Linked DNA regions of Homo sapiens: region 2 is linked to region 1. A link is a contact called in ENCODE Hi-C or POLR2A ChIA-PET data. All regions are on one chromosome and are shown on one strand. The core of a region is the stretch at or near the end of the contact, and the rest is flanking DNA. Distances in the headings are between cores, read along the strand shown.

Evidence for each region. Hi-C counts contacts between places; a loop is a spot of excess contacts on that map. ChIA-PET counts read pairs that join two places held with the same protein, here RNA polymerase II (POLR2A). Pooled maps may share reads with other maps.
Region 2: a loop to region 1 is called in a map of PC-3, with 2.4 times the contacts of the local background. The contact joins two enhancer-like sites. A Hi-C loop is called at or near these places in 5 of 168 maps with a recorded cell type or tissue (PC-3, PC-9, cardiac septum and 2 more) and 1 of 50 pooled maps. POLR2A ChIA-PET finds 5 or more read pairs at or near these places in 1 of 52 experiments (CD4-positive, alpha-beta T cell).

What each region holds. Positions count from the first base shown.
Region 1 is chr17:71,898,677-71,906,017 of GRCh38, forward strand. No RefSeq gene overlaps it. Among named protein-coding and RNA genes, the nearest start is that of ROCR, 120 kb to the right of the region's middle. RefSeq lists an enhancer at 1,656-2,855. Within about 2 kb of position 2,320, at least 4 of the 41 ENCODE cell types and tissues checked have a DNase peak (open chromatin) inside an H3K27ac peak, as active enhancers do; they include PC-3, where a contact is called at or near this core.
Region 2 is chr17:71,972,410-71,979,483 of GRCh38, forward strand. No RefSeq gene overlaps it. Among named protein-coding and RNA genes, the nearest start is that of ROCR, 50 kb to the right of the region's middle. Within about 2 kb of position 3,007, at least 18 of the 41 ENCODE cell types and tissues checked have a DNase peak (open chromatin) inside an H3K27ac peak, as active enhancers do; they include PC-3, where a contact is called at or near this core.

The sequences.
Region 1 (7,341 bases), core at 1,070-3,569:
ATGTATGATTTTTCTTAAGTACAATAGATAAAATCAGGAGAATACAGGAGTATAAAAATGTCGTTAAATGTTTCTTTTAATCTTAGAGCTGAAGTAAAAGGGAGTGTGTATAGGTGAGTGAATTAAAGGATTCCATATGAGATACTTTATATATTCAAACTTTTGCCAAAAGGATACTTAAAACATTCACAAAGGGAATTCTAAGAAGCCAAAAGATTTCTCCCTCCAAAAAGACACAGGACCCCATTGAATTAAAGCTTCCGACCTCTGAGTACCAGGCTGCCCCTGATTAAAAACAAATGGAACACGTGCTATGCAGCATAAGTTTACCTGATTTATGACTTGGAAAATTAAGTTACTATTACTTATGGGGCTTGGAAGCAAAGGCCCAATGCAATAGCTAATTGAGAGTAGAGAAGGGGTATATGCTGAAATTGGGAAAATATATTTTAGGGAATGGCTGAGTGAAGACATCAGGGTATGTAATTAAATGGCTTTTTAAAAAAAAGTCACACTCCCAACAACCTCTTATATCAAACAATTGGAATGTGTTAGTTTTATTAACTGGTCTTCTGCCATTAGCTCCATCAAGCTGGGTATTATAGAGTTCACTTTCTTCATTGCCTATAGTAAACATATTAAAACTTGCATTACCAGGTGTCTCGTAATAATGGAGTATTCGTTTAGGAGAAAAATTTGCGGTAGTTCTCCAATAATTAAAGGCAATTTGAAATGCAAGCAATTTCTGAGTCTTGGTAAACTACCCAAATGACTAGGTAGTTCCTAGGTTCTTCATAGTCATAACAGTATGTTTTGATGAGTTTTCTGATTCATCAAATGAATCACCATTTAATCTTAAGAAGAAATGTTATTTTCTTAGGAGTTAGGGATCAGGAAGTTCTGGTTATGAAAGGTCAAATGCGGGAAGACAGGAGAAGGAATAAGACTATGCACAGGGCCCTTGCTACCAACTCTCATTCCAGTGTAAGTCTACTTTCCAAGCCACTCAGAAAGTTGCATGGTAGGGAACTAAAAATCTCATTATTTCTTACAGTTGGGCTGTGACTATTTGAGTGATAAAATTGATGACATATGGAGGGAGTTTTTGTTTTTATTAGACGATCAATTATTCTAGACACATGGCTGTAATTTGTTCTAATAACTACTGAATGTTTTTGAAATTGAAGGGTGATGCTGTCTAATCATAATAAAAACTGATTTTGCTATCATTGAACTTAGTTACTGAGGAAATATGAATATATACTTATTTAATTACAGTGAAAGAAAATTTTGGCAATTGAGAGTTATTTTACTAATTAAGACACTAAAAGAATATTTCTCTAACCTAAATCTCTCTTTTAAAATTCATACACTTTATTCTATAGTCATGATTCTTGTCTAGGGATGATTTTGCCCTCCAGGAGACATTCAACAATGTCGGGAGACATTTTTGGTAGAGGCCAGGAACGCTGCTAGCGATCTTACAGTACACAAGACAGCCCCTAAGATAAAAACATTTGTCAACCCAAAATATTGGCAGTACCAAAGCTGAGAAACTCCAAAGGAACTTTTAACCATTCAGTATATAGTTCATTAACTCAATAACTGAAAAGTCACATAAATGCAAACTGATTACTATTACTCTAAATGGACTCCATTTTTAAAAATGCGATTTACATACAATTTTTCAGGAGCACATTATCGTTGAACATGAGATAGAGCTGTACAGATTTAAACCCAACAAACAACGCCAAAAGAAAACCCACTCACCATACCATCTGCTGCAGGGAGGAACTTGACCAAGGCCTGACCTGGCACTTTGCCCCCAGTAAGAACTCAATAAATGCTCGCTGAAAGAGTTTTTAAATAATCAATTATTTGTTCAAAATATAAGGATAGGCTTTCTTGAGAATGTCTATGCTTTCTTTTTAATAAAGATCTAAAATGCCCAACGGGAGAAAAATTCATTCCTAAAGAAACTAGATTTGTATCTTATTCAAATTTAAAATAAAATTATTTTTTAAAAATTGTTTGGTTTTAAGATTGTTGAGTTGGTTGAAACAGAAAGTAGCTCCATGGCTATTTTAATCACAGCTCTGGCTCTGTTTCCATAAAAAACACTGACTGTTTCCAGATATAAAAACATTTGCACGACCTCCAGAGGGACGTTCCAAAGTAGCTTTCTGCTGTCTGCAAGACAGGCTGTGCCCAGGGACCCACTTTTCTCTATCAATCTCTAGCAAGAATGAAGTCTTCACTTTAGCTCAGTAGCCTGGGGGAGAAAAGATGTTTCACACCCACTAATTAGGGGCTGTCAGGTAACCCAGGTGACCCCTGAGATGCCAAGGTAATGAATTGTTTGGTCACGCTTCCTGCCACTCTGACTCAGAGATGCTCACACACCAACCGCCCATCTATGAGTCTCTAACCTTTTGGAGGTTTTCCGATCATGAATTTTGAGGAGTAGGAGAAGCCAGAGAAACAGTGGCAAAGACAAAGAGATCCTGAAAGGCCTGGAACCAGAGAAATCAAGAGCCAGAGACAGCTGATTTGGGATGGAAGTTTCCAGCCTTTCACTGAAGTATCTCTCACACATGTATAAACACAAAAAGTGAAATGTCCTTAAGCAACAATCTATTAGTTTAGTGTATCTAGCTGTGTGTAAACATCTAGAAACCATGCATCCCATTTTCTTGCTCACCTGACTTAAAAAATTGGCTCCAGACTAGTATAAGCAATTTTTCTTTATGACAAAGGATTTAAAAAGATTATAAGAAATAAAGGTAGAATTAAATATTAGGATAACAAGGTTTGGAGTGGAAGTTAAAGATGTAACAACCCCTACATCCCTCCCTATCTATCTATCTATCTATCTATCTATCTATCTATCTATCATCTACCTACCTACCTACCTACATATCTACCTCCCTCCCTCCCTATTCCTAGTCTATAATGTAGAAAAAAAGTACACTAACATTTCTTCCCATGGGCAATGATACTAATATTGTATTTTTGGCAGTTTTATCTGTACTTGAAAATAAATTAATGGCTCCCCAATGAAAGTCAAGTGCAAGTTAAAGATGGAAAATAATTGTATTAAGAAAAATGCATCATGCGGACTTAGCGAATTTTTAAAAGATATTTTCACAAAAAACTACTGAACCTAACTTCACTTGTGAGTCACGGCATAGAGCACGGGGAAAGGTCAGTCAGTACTTATTTATCAAAAGTGAGTAAATAAGGTTGATGCCATGAGATGTTCAGTTGTTTGAAAAGTAAGAAATCCAGCCTAATGTCTGCTTGTGTAATGAGTTTAGCCATGTGAAATTGCTGAGTTTTTAGGCCAACAGTAAATATCAACAATTTTACAAAGTTTAGCTTTGTAGCATCGTTTTTTTAAAAAAAATTGTTAGACAACATTTTAAATCTCCCTTCTTACTTTCCAAATCATCTGTGAAAAGGAATCTTCAAAGCTAAATCCTATCTTCCCCTACTGTTGGCATGGAAGGAAATCTTAGAAATAATTTTCTCCTCCGTAGGCATCTAAAATGAATTTTATTTCAAGAAAGAACCAATTATTTCTAGATAAATTGGGATTATGTAGGAAATGGGCCTGTGGGTCCACAGCCATGTTGAGCAGAGTAGGCAGAGGGCAAGGAGAACAAGGAACGGCTAACACTCACAGAGCCAGACCTGATTCTCACTTTTTGACGCATATTTACTCATCTAAATCTCACAAGAAACCAAAAAAATGGTATCATTACTGGCCCCATTTTATGGATGTTGTAACAGAGGCACAAGCAAGTTAATTCTTCTAAGGTCACACATTAGTGGATATTGAGACAAGATTCAAACCTAGGCAGTCTAGTTTCAGAACATACGTACTTAACCCCGGCACTGTACTTTTCCCCAAACAATACCCTGTCCTCCTTCTATATCCCCTTCCTCTGAATTGCCTTTCTTTTTTTCACCTAACTCCATCTGGTGAATACATTTGCATGGGCTCGTACAATTATTCTTTGTCTCTTGCTGCTGCAATGACAGGTTGCTGACAATATGAACTGTGTCTGTCTCATTTGTTAAGGCGTCTTCTTCTGGGTCTAAATGTGGGAGATGCTAAATCATTAGTTGGTGGAGTAAATTATTGTGTGAATGAATGAATGGTGTATTCCACCCTAGGCTAAGGAACAAGGGAAGATTTAAAGCATCAAGTCATTAAATTGAAGCATAAGGTGCCAATCACAGGCAAGACACAACAAAAGGGATTGGGGGCCCTTTTGGGTCAGTCTCTGGGGTGAGTCTGCGGAGGGCACATTTTATACTCTGCCTTGGAATGAGCACATGACATCAAGCCAGTTGGGTCAAAAACGTGTTCCATTCTTGCCTGTGTGCCTGATCCTCACCACCAATACCAAGAGAGCAGCTTTACTTTTCAGCTGCTTCCCAGCAGAGCCAAAGCACTGAGTCATGCACACTCTCCTTCTGATGCATTTCCAAGAAGATTGTCCAATATTCAGATTTTGCCCTGTGGCCCCCAACCCAGAAAATTTCCCCATGCAATCCAAATGGCAAAAACAAGAATTGAACCTGTGCCTTGGTCCTGATTAGCACCAAAAGGTGGCCAAAGTTCTCACTGTGGAGAGTGGAAATACAAACAAGCAAGGTATTGCATAATTGAATGTGAAATGTTTTCATGAATTTAAATGAGAAGTATTTAAACAAATTTACACTTTTCTGGATTATGATTCTGACTGCTTACTGAAGTTGCAGAAAAAGGCCAGGAGCAGTGGCTTATTCCGGTAATCCCAGCCCTTTGGGAGGCTGAGGCAGAAGGACTGCCTAAGACCAGGAGTTCAAGACCAGCCTGGGCAACACAGCGAGATCCTAGCTGTACAGGAAATTTAAAAATTAGCTGGGTGTGGTGGTGTGCACCTGTTGGAGCCTGGGAGTTCAAGGTTGCAGTGAGCTGTGATCACACCACTGAATTTCAGCTTGGGTGACAGAGTTAAACCTTGTCTGTTAAAGAAAGAAAGGTGCAAAAAAGACAACAAGATAAATGTTAAACAAAATAGGACGATGGACAGCCAGGGCCCATGCAGACTCAGATGAACACATTCCTACAGATGTTTCTGTGGGAAGAGAGGAGAAGAACGTGGGTGTTTGTGCTCATTTTCACACAGCCCTTTCTTTATCCCCAAGAAAAAGAAATATTACATCTGGAGCATTTCTTATTCTTCTCTTGGTTCAGAGTAAGGATGCTTTCATGTGTACATGCACACACAAGCATATGAGGAAGTCGGGGCCTATTAAGTACGGAGACCCCATATGGTTCCTTCATACCTCCCCCTATTCCAGAGTTGAAGCAATCATGGAAATGGACGGAGTCCAGAGTTTATTCCTCAAACTACATGTTCAGTCTTGAGCTTTATTTCTTTTAACCAAAGAGTCGTTATAAGCAATAATTATGATAAAAGGGTAATTAGATACAGATTTAAGGATAAATCAGAAGAAAACACAGTGAATCCTCTGCAATTGAAGTCCACATGCACTAATTCAAATTTTACATATTTCAATTAAAAAATAATTCGTGCTGCTCTATCTCCAAAGCCCATTTCGGATGGCATACTGCCTGCCAGTGTTTGGAGAACTCTGCTACTGAGGGTGGTTAGGTGGGTGTATTAGTCAGTTCTCATGCTGCTAATGAAGACATACCCAAGACTGGGTAATTTATAAAGAAAAGAGGTTTAATGGACTCACAGTTCCACATGGTTAGAGAGGCCTCACAACCATGGCAGAAGGCAAAGGAGGAGCAAAGTCACATCTTGCATTGTGGCAAGCAAGAGAGAGCATGTGCAGGGGAACTCCCCTTAATAAAACCGTCAGATCTCGTGAGACTTACTATCCTGAGAACAGCAAGGGAAAGACCCACCCCCATGATTCAATTACCTCCCATCAGGCCCCTCCCATGACACATGGGAATTATGGGAGCTACAATTCAAGATGAGATTTGGGTGGGGACACAGCCAAACCCTATCAGTGGGTGTGGACCTTCTGCAGCTGTCACAGCATTTACCCCAGGAAAACGTGTGCCTGTGCATCGCTCTGTGTGTTCAGGTGGTTTTCATTTGTCAGTACACATTCTCATAGATTGCCTCTTTTCTCCTTAGGTACTGCTGGAGGATTGTTAGATATAAGCTAATTCCTTACTCAACCATCCATTGAGCCCGTTAGATCCCAAGCAAGCATGTCCTACTCTTAGGATACAAAGATGATTCAGGCAGGGTCCCTGTCCTCAATACTTCACAGTAAAATGGAGGAAACTAGGCCGGGTGCGGTGGCTCATGCCCATAATCCCAGCACTTTGGGAGGCCAAGGTGGGCGGATCATGAGGTCAGGAGATCAAGACCATCCTGGCCAACATAGTGAAACCCCGTCTCTATCAAAAATACAAAAATTAGCTGGGCATGGTGGCACGTATCTGTAATCCCAGCTACTCAGGAGGCTGAGGCAGGAGAATCACTTGAACCCAGGAGGCAGAGGTTGCAGTGAGCTGAGATCCCACCACTGCACTCCAGCCTGGTGACAGAGGGAGACTCCATCTCAAAAAAAAAAAAAAAAAAGGAGGAAACTAACCAGTTACAAAATATGATCAAGTCTGGCAAGTACTGCAATACAAATAAACATGGGATTGCATGGGAACACAAAGGGATGGGGACTGCAGAAGCTGGGTGGAGATTGACAGCCTTAGAGCCACAGGGGGTCTGAAACTTGTTTGGCCTGGATGCTGCATATCATATATATATACCTGAATTTGAAGACACTTAGGGCTTTGAACTCAACAATTTGCTGCAGTCCCCACCCTGCCTAATTGCCTTCATTTACTTGGGTGGCCATTGCTGGTGACAGAATGAGAAAACTTGTTGAGTTCACAAGGGAACGAAGAAGCAATGTCCAACTGGCTAACCCTAGGCTCTACGTTAGCCACAAGGAGGAAGGGACGGGACTTCAGAAGAGCAAACCTTCTGTGAAATGGAGTGTGAGTGTGAATGGGACCCACTGCTGGAAAAGTCACATGGAGTTCCATATTTCTGAGGAGGGACAGTGGAGAACACTTTAAAGAACCACTAAAAATTCACAGTAACTTTGGAAATTAATTATATATATAAATATAATTAACATATATATTTCTATTTATATATTATATAATTTAATATATTAATTACATATTTCTATTTAATATATTATATAATTTAATATATATTAAATAGAAATATGTAATTAATATATAATTAATATATTATGCATTAATTATCTATTAAATATTAACTTTATATCATATAT
Region 2 (7,074 bases), core at 1,757-4,256, 74 kb after region 1:
TATAGGGGAAACTTCCTTGCCTCTTCCAGCTTCTGATGACCCTGGATGTTCCTTGGGTTGTGGCAGCATTACCCCAGTTTTCATAGGGTGTTTTACCTGTGTCTTTTCACACAGTTCTCCTTGGACATGTCTGTGTCTAAACTTTTTATAAGGACACTGGTCATATTAGACTAGGCTCACCCTCATGACCTCATCTTAACTTGGTTAAATTTGTGTCTTAGTCCATGCAAACTGCTAGAATAAAAATACTATAAACAGAATGGCATATAAACCACAGAAGCTTATTTCTTACAGTTCTAGTGGACGTGAAGTTTAAGATCAAGGCTCAGGCAGGTTTGGTGCCTGGTGAGGGCCCTCTTCCTCATAGAGGACACCTTCTAATTGTATTCCCACATGGTGGAAAGGGAAAGTGAGTTCCACTGGGTTCCTTTTATACGAGCTCAAATTTCATTCATAAGGGCTCCACCTTCCTAACCTAGACACCTCCTAAAAGACTATCTCCTAATATGATCACATTGGCTATCGGGTCTCAACGTATGAATTTTCGAGGAACACAGACATTCAGACCACAGCCATCTATAGAGACTCTATTTCCAAATAAGGTTACATTCTGAGGTGTTAGGGGTCAGGACTTTAACATATATCTTGTGGGGGACACAATTAAGCCCATAACAAGGTCTGAGTGACCAGAGACATTTCTGTAGGCTTAGACTTTAGAGGGTCAACTGCAATGTAATACATAACGGGATGCGTCTCGATGGTTTTTTGGGTAGGCAACACCCTTTTTCTCAGGATGCTTTCTGCAAGAGCTTGTAGGGTATGATGAATGGTATTATAAAAGGGGATCAGTGGGCTCAGAAAGGATACATTAATTCCAGGATGAACAGACGTCTGCAGGCCTTATTTGCAGAAAGTGTGTGGTGGTAGGGCAGAGGAACTTACACTGTTCTTCTCCCCGTTCCCTCTACTCACTATACTGCAGCTCCACTTGTCTATCTCTGCCTCAGAAAACTACAGATTGGGCAGCCCTAATCTTTCCAAAATCCAAAACGCGTCAACATCCAAAACTTTTTGAGCACTGACATGAGGCCACGAGTGGAAACTTCCACACCTAAGTACTTAATGCAAAATTTGTTTTATGCACAACATTTTAAAATATTTTACAAAATTACCTTCAGGCTAGGTGTATATAAAACATAAATATATTTTGTGTATAGGTTTGGTTCTCATTTCCAAGATCTCATTATATGTATGCAAATAGCCCAAAAATCTGAAAACAATCTGAGATCCAAAACACTTCTGGTCCCAAGCAATTCAGATAAGGGATGCTCGATCTGTACCTAGGCTGTCCCAGCCTCAAGGCCTGTGCACTTGTCATCCCTTTGCCTGGAATATTCTGTCTCGGAGCTTCTCATGGCTGGCTCTCTCTCATCACAGAGAGCTCATCTTGGAGGCCACCTGCTTAGAAAAGCCTTCCCTGGCCATCACGCCTAATGTACTGCCACCTCCTTCACTGTTTTCATCATTTTCCAAAAAGGTATTATTTTCACACTTGTTCATCTGCTTAATGTTAGTTTCTCCAATTATAAGGTCCACAAAAACTATTGTCTCCTACCCCCTTTGTTCAGCACTGACTCCCAATGCACCGACTAATGCCTGGTGTGCACAGGTGCTAAATAGCAACAAAAGGAGCAATAGGAATAATCATCTTTGATTGGATGAATAAATGTAAGCACATACAATGCATAAGTCATTTAACCTCCCTCGACCTCATTCATAAATAAGACTTTGACCCAGGTCTTATCTTTAAGATCCTTTCCAATCTTATAATGCCAGTTATATAACAGCCCGATAGAATCTGAGAGACCCACAGGAATGTTGCTGCTCAACATGCACATTCATATCTCAAGCCAAGAGAAGAAAGGTCCCGTGTATTAGACCTTTTAAAAAAAGTCTATCAGGTCAAGATAACTGATCTAATTTGAGCAAAGAATGGTTTAACTTACACACATTTCCTTGCACTTCACATTAATCCTTTAAGCTGCAGCTAGACCACACGCTTCAAAGGTAAAGCCAGGGAACACGATGATCCCATAGGTGCAGCATTGTTGACCCAGCCACCATTTTGGACTGCTGGGTGAGTTCCATTTGGCTTTGACTTTTCTTATGTGTTTAGAGTGTACATGGAGCTTCCTAAACCGTAGAAGTCATCTCATTGATCCAAGAATCACTAAGACCTTTATCAATAATCTTAGTCCAATCTTTTGTTAAGGCATTGAAACTGATTGAGGTCAGCCATTCACTTCTTTCTGCAGCCATGATTAATCTAGTGCCCACTACGGCCCAGGTCTTGAGCTGAGGAGGTGAGAATTCCACTCTTCTTCTCAAGCTCCAACATGTTTAATACTCCCTCCCTTTTAAACTCTGCTGAGCATAGGATCATCTGGTGTTCCACCACCCTACTCACTTATGCTTTGGCCAAGAGATTCAAATGCCTAGAGAGGCAGTTTGAAATTTCAAAGGTCACAGTTATTTGGCGGAAGTCTCACTCTGCCTCATCGACTGTGGTCCTGTGTTGTCTCTTTTCCCGTTTCCAACTCTATGCCATTTCACTTTATTACAGAAGTATCTTTCCTTTCCCCCACATAGTTGCAGCGTAAGATCCCCCCTTCTCTTCCCTTTCCCCTAATTCCAAAGCACAGATCCAGAACCCCCTCCTAGGCAGGTTAATGCCCCATTTGGTGTTATAGGATCTTTACGAGGCTGAGAAATGGAAGCCAGCAGCCTAGCAGCTCTGCCGGAGAGCAGGAAGCCACAATGCAGGGAAAGAGGCAGAAGGAGTCTGGGAGGCGAAGTCTGCCTTTTTTGATGACTGATGTAAGGGCTTCGTACTTGAACTTTTAGTTTTATAGTTCTATAAAAGGCAGCTGACAAAAGAGAACCCGTTTTGGGAGGGTCCAGCTGGCCGGACTGAGCTGGGTGGGGCGGTCCCAACACATGAAAGCCAGGGCTGATTTTCATCCATGATGTCAGAGAGGCGATGGGATTCCCACTGAGCCAGAGGATAGGAGAGCAGACAGTTCCAGCCCGGGCCCTGCCAATGCCGGCAACAGTTTCAATCCTGGCTTCCTGGCTCTTCTGCAAGATCCTTTTCCTCCTCGGAGACTCTTTGCAGTGTTTGGAAGGGAAGCTCTCTCGCTCAGCCTGCGGGTGTCTGCTGAGGCAGGAGAGCCGCTGGCCTCCCTCCTTGGCTTCCTGGCTCCCCTATACCTCTGCTTGGCTCGGCTCTCTATTTCCTTTCGTTTCAGTGGAGGATGCAGGGAGACTGACAGGGCTGGCTGTGCAGGGGCCCACAGCGTTTTACAGACTTATAGTCCTGAGCTCTTGCATTGCAGCCCCCCACTTCTGGATTTGGTGGGGGACAACCTCTGCTCCCTTCTCTGACTCAGACTCAGACCCTGGACTCCACAACTGGAGAAGCTGCTCAACATACGAAAAGTGGTTGGGGTGGATGGTTGTTTTCAATTAAATCTAATCTGAAGAAACATGGGGGGCTTTTTGGTTGGTGTGTGTGTGTGTGTGTGTGTGTGTGTTTGTTTTTTGTTTTTTTTTTTTTTTTTTTTTTTTTTTTTTGGTCGTTTTTCTTTTTGCTTATTCACATCAAACTATTGCGCTGGCCCAAGCCTGCAGTTTCATGCGGACAAAGCAGGTCTCTCTCCAAGCCCTGGGGGCTGGGGGTGAAGCAACTGCTACTCACTCAGCTCTGACTCAGAGGAGGTTCCTTTTTCCTGGCCAGAAGCAGCGCTGCCCAGTTCCAGGGAGAGGCTGGGAGGAGCAATGGAAGGGAGCCCAGAAGGGCAGTTGCAGAGGGTGCCGAGCGCTGGTTTCCTGATTCACGAAGGTTTCAGAAGCCGAGTGGCTCTGGCCAGCAGGCAGGTCCCACGACGCGCCTAATCTGCATGATCAGCTCCTTCTTTTGGAGACTGACCAGATTTACCCCCATGAGCCCTGGTAGCAAGGCCAGGAGAACAGGGTTAGAGCAAAATCCCAGGGTAACGCTGCTGAATGGCCTAAAGTACTGAGGCCATCCATCATCAAAAAATGATCGTGCTATACTATTTAAATTTGCTTTGGTGTTTTCTTGGTGTTTCTTTGGGCTGTCTAGCAACACATCATTCCTGCACTCATTCCTTCATCAAAACGCCAAATGTTATTTTCTGGACCTACTATGCACGTGCTAGTTACTACTGAACAATGGAGAGGCATTTGGTAAGTGAGCCTGAAATAACTTAGTGCCTTATTGATGAACTAATTCCCAGAAACCAGGGCTTTTTTTTTTTCTTTTTTTTTTAAACAAAGGCCATAAGGTATGTGTTTTCCTCTGTACCAAGTGGGGCTGGGCATTGGGGGTGGCCCTCTGACCCCCATGACCTACCTTTGGTGGTACACATGGTTCCCTCAAGACTGTCCCCTTCTTTCTAATAGGAAGGGTCCAGATTGGAGATAAAGTTCAAGATCTCCCAAGGAGAATGGAAATGGAGCTTCCTCTGCCAGAGCAATGAGGAGAGAGTGTACAACTTTCCACATTCTACTTCCTCCCTTCTCTTCTTTTTGCTTTCCTTTGTTCATTTTTTATTCATTAAATATTCACTGAGTGGCAATTGATAGCCTCCTTACTATGCAGCATTGCTATAAATTAAATATGTAAATCAAATATGTATAGTAAAAAAAGAAATCTAACAAAGCAACCTATAAGCTTGGTAAGAAATAAGTGGAGTGTGGCCAGGCGCGGTGGCTCACGCCTGTAATCCCAGCACTTTGGGAGGCAGAGGCAGGCAGATCACGAGGTCAGGAGATCGAGACCATCCTGGCTAACATGGTGAAACCCTATCTCCACTAAAAATACAAAAAATTAGCTGGGCATGGCAGCGGGTGCCTGTAGTCCCAGCTACTCGGAAGGCTGAGGCAGGAGAATGGCGTGAATCTGGAAGGTGGAGCTTGCAGTGAACCGAGATCGCACCACTGCACTCCAGCCTGGGCGACAGAGCGAGACTCCATCTCAAAAAATATAAAATAAAATAAAATAAAATAAGTGGGGTGTATTAGGAGTGTTGCATAGCATGTGAGAGCAGACACAGACCTCGCTTCTGACTATCTTAGTGAGGTCACAGAAAATGCTTGATTAAACAACATGCTTTTTAAGGCCCTTTTTCATTATCTCATTTACCATTCCAATGGTCAGAGAGAACAGGACCAGAGGGGTTATGCCCATTATAAAGATGAATAAACTGTGTGGTTTGCAGTTAAGTAACTTGCCTTTTTGTAGCCAAATATGTAGTTCCTGGCAGAAAAAGAACTTTAGGACTTAGAGTAACTAACAGAGGACTGCAGCAGCTGTACCAGACTGGGTAAATATTGGTGCATCAAAGGATGTATATTTTTCTTCCTTTTTTCTTAATACTTTGGGTAGAGATAAAACTTAAAAGAGCATGCTAGTTGATCCATGTTCTAATATTGCCTGCTTTAGAAGCCAGGGAGATGGTAGCATGAGAAGGACTTGGCCCACCATTGTTGGCTTTGAAGATGGAGAAGGGGCCAGCAGCTAAGGAACGCAGGCAGCCTCTAGAAGTTGAAAAGGCAAGGAAATGAATTCTTCCCAGGGAATCCAGAAAGAAACACAGCCCTGCCAATATCTTGATTTCAGCTCACGGAGACCCATTTCAGTTCTGACTTCCAGAACTGTAAGATAATACATTCAGGTTGTTTTAGGCCATTAACTTTGTGTTCATCTGTTACAGCATCTATTTGAAACTAATATAGAAGGATAAATTTCAGTCTGGATAACCCTGGCTGAATTCCCACTGGTCACCCACAAGCATATGTATGGATAATTGCCTGTACACATGAGTTACAAAACAAGATGGCTATGAGGGCTTTGAGAATTTCCCAGTCTAGCTAATTCTCTGAAGCCACTTACAGGATATTCCTATGCCAGGGACAATCAGCATTAGTGAATCTGTCTCCTCGCTGCCTCCTCACTGCCTGCCTCCATTGTTTTTAACAGTGGTTTGCCACTGAGGTCAACACCAGGTTCAGGGGCCCGGCTGTAGAGCACATAGACAGGGTAACAGCTGTGCTGCACAAGACACCTCATGGCTCGCATTTGTTGGCAAAATGCAGCTTCAACAAGTCACAACCTGTAAAAGAAACCACAAAGCCCAGAGCTCTTCGAGAAAGTCAGGACCACGGACATCAAACAGCAAGTTTGACTGCACCTCCATGAACTCCTGATGTCAAGACATCTTCTCTCCCTACCTGTGGACAGAGGACAGGTAGTCATCCTGATATGATGCTAACTTTGGCAGTCAATAGAGGCTGAAGGTGATCATGACCCCATCTGTGAAACTCATAGGAAACCCTCAGCAGAGGTGGTCATAAGGTTATACAAACTCCAGGCTCTTTGCCTGGAAAGCCATACAAGCACCTGTAAGTCAGAATTATGGAAAGGTACTTGGTGCTTGGCAGGTAAACTATAAGCAGGAAGATGCTTTCTTGCTTAATTTTTCCCCTTAAGAAAATATTCAATTTTATAACATAATCATACTGATGAGCATATAAGGGAGTGGTCCTTGTTCTCAGCATAACTTAAGAGTTCAAAGCCCTGTGGTCCATTTCCCTTCTCTACCTCTCCCTGGTTGTGGGACTCCTTAGCCTTCTTGAGCCCCATCTGGCTCCTTTGCAAAGAGGAGATAATACTAGTACATTCATTGTGTGGCTTGGAAGATGTAATGAGAAAATGACTGAAAAGTGACTAGCACATTACAGACAATCAATAAATACTAACTTCCTTGTTTCATTCCTTCTCTTCTATATAAAATTAAGGTATATTACCCATATTGGTCCTGATCCTTCACTGGGATGAAGGATCTAGCCCTCTGCCTTTAAAAGGGACCCTAAATAGTTCCCAAAATGGCAGGAACTATTATGTTTTAAAAATAGGTTTATTTTTTACAGGCTCACGCCTGTAATCCCAACACTTAGGGAGGCTGAGGCAGGCGGATCACCAGATGTCAG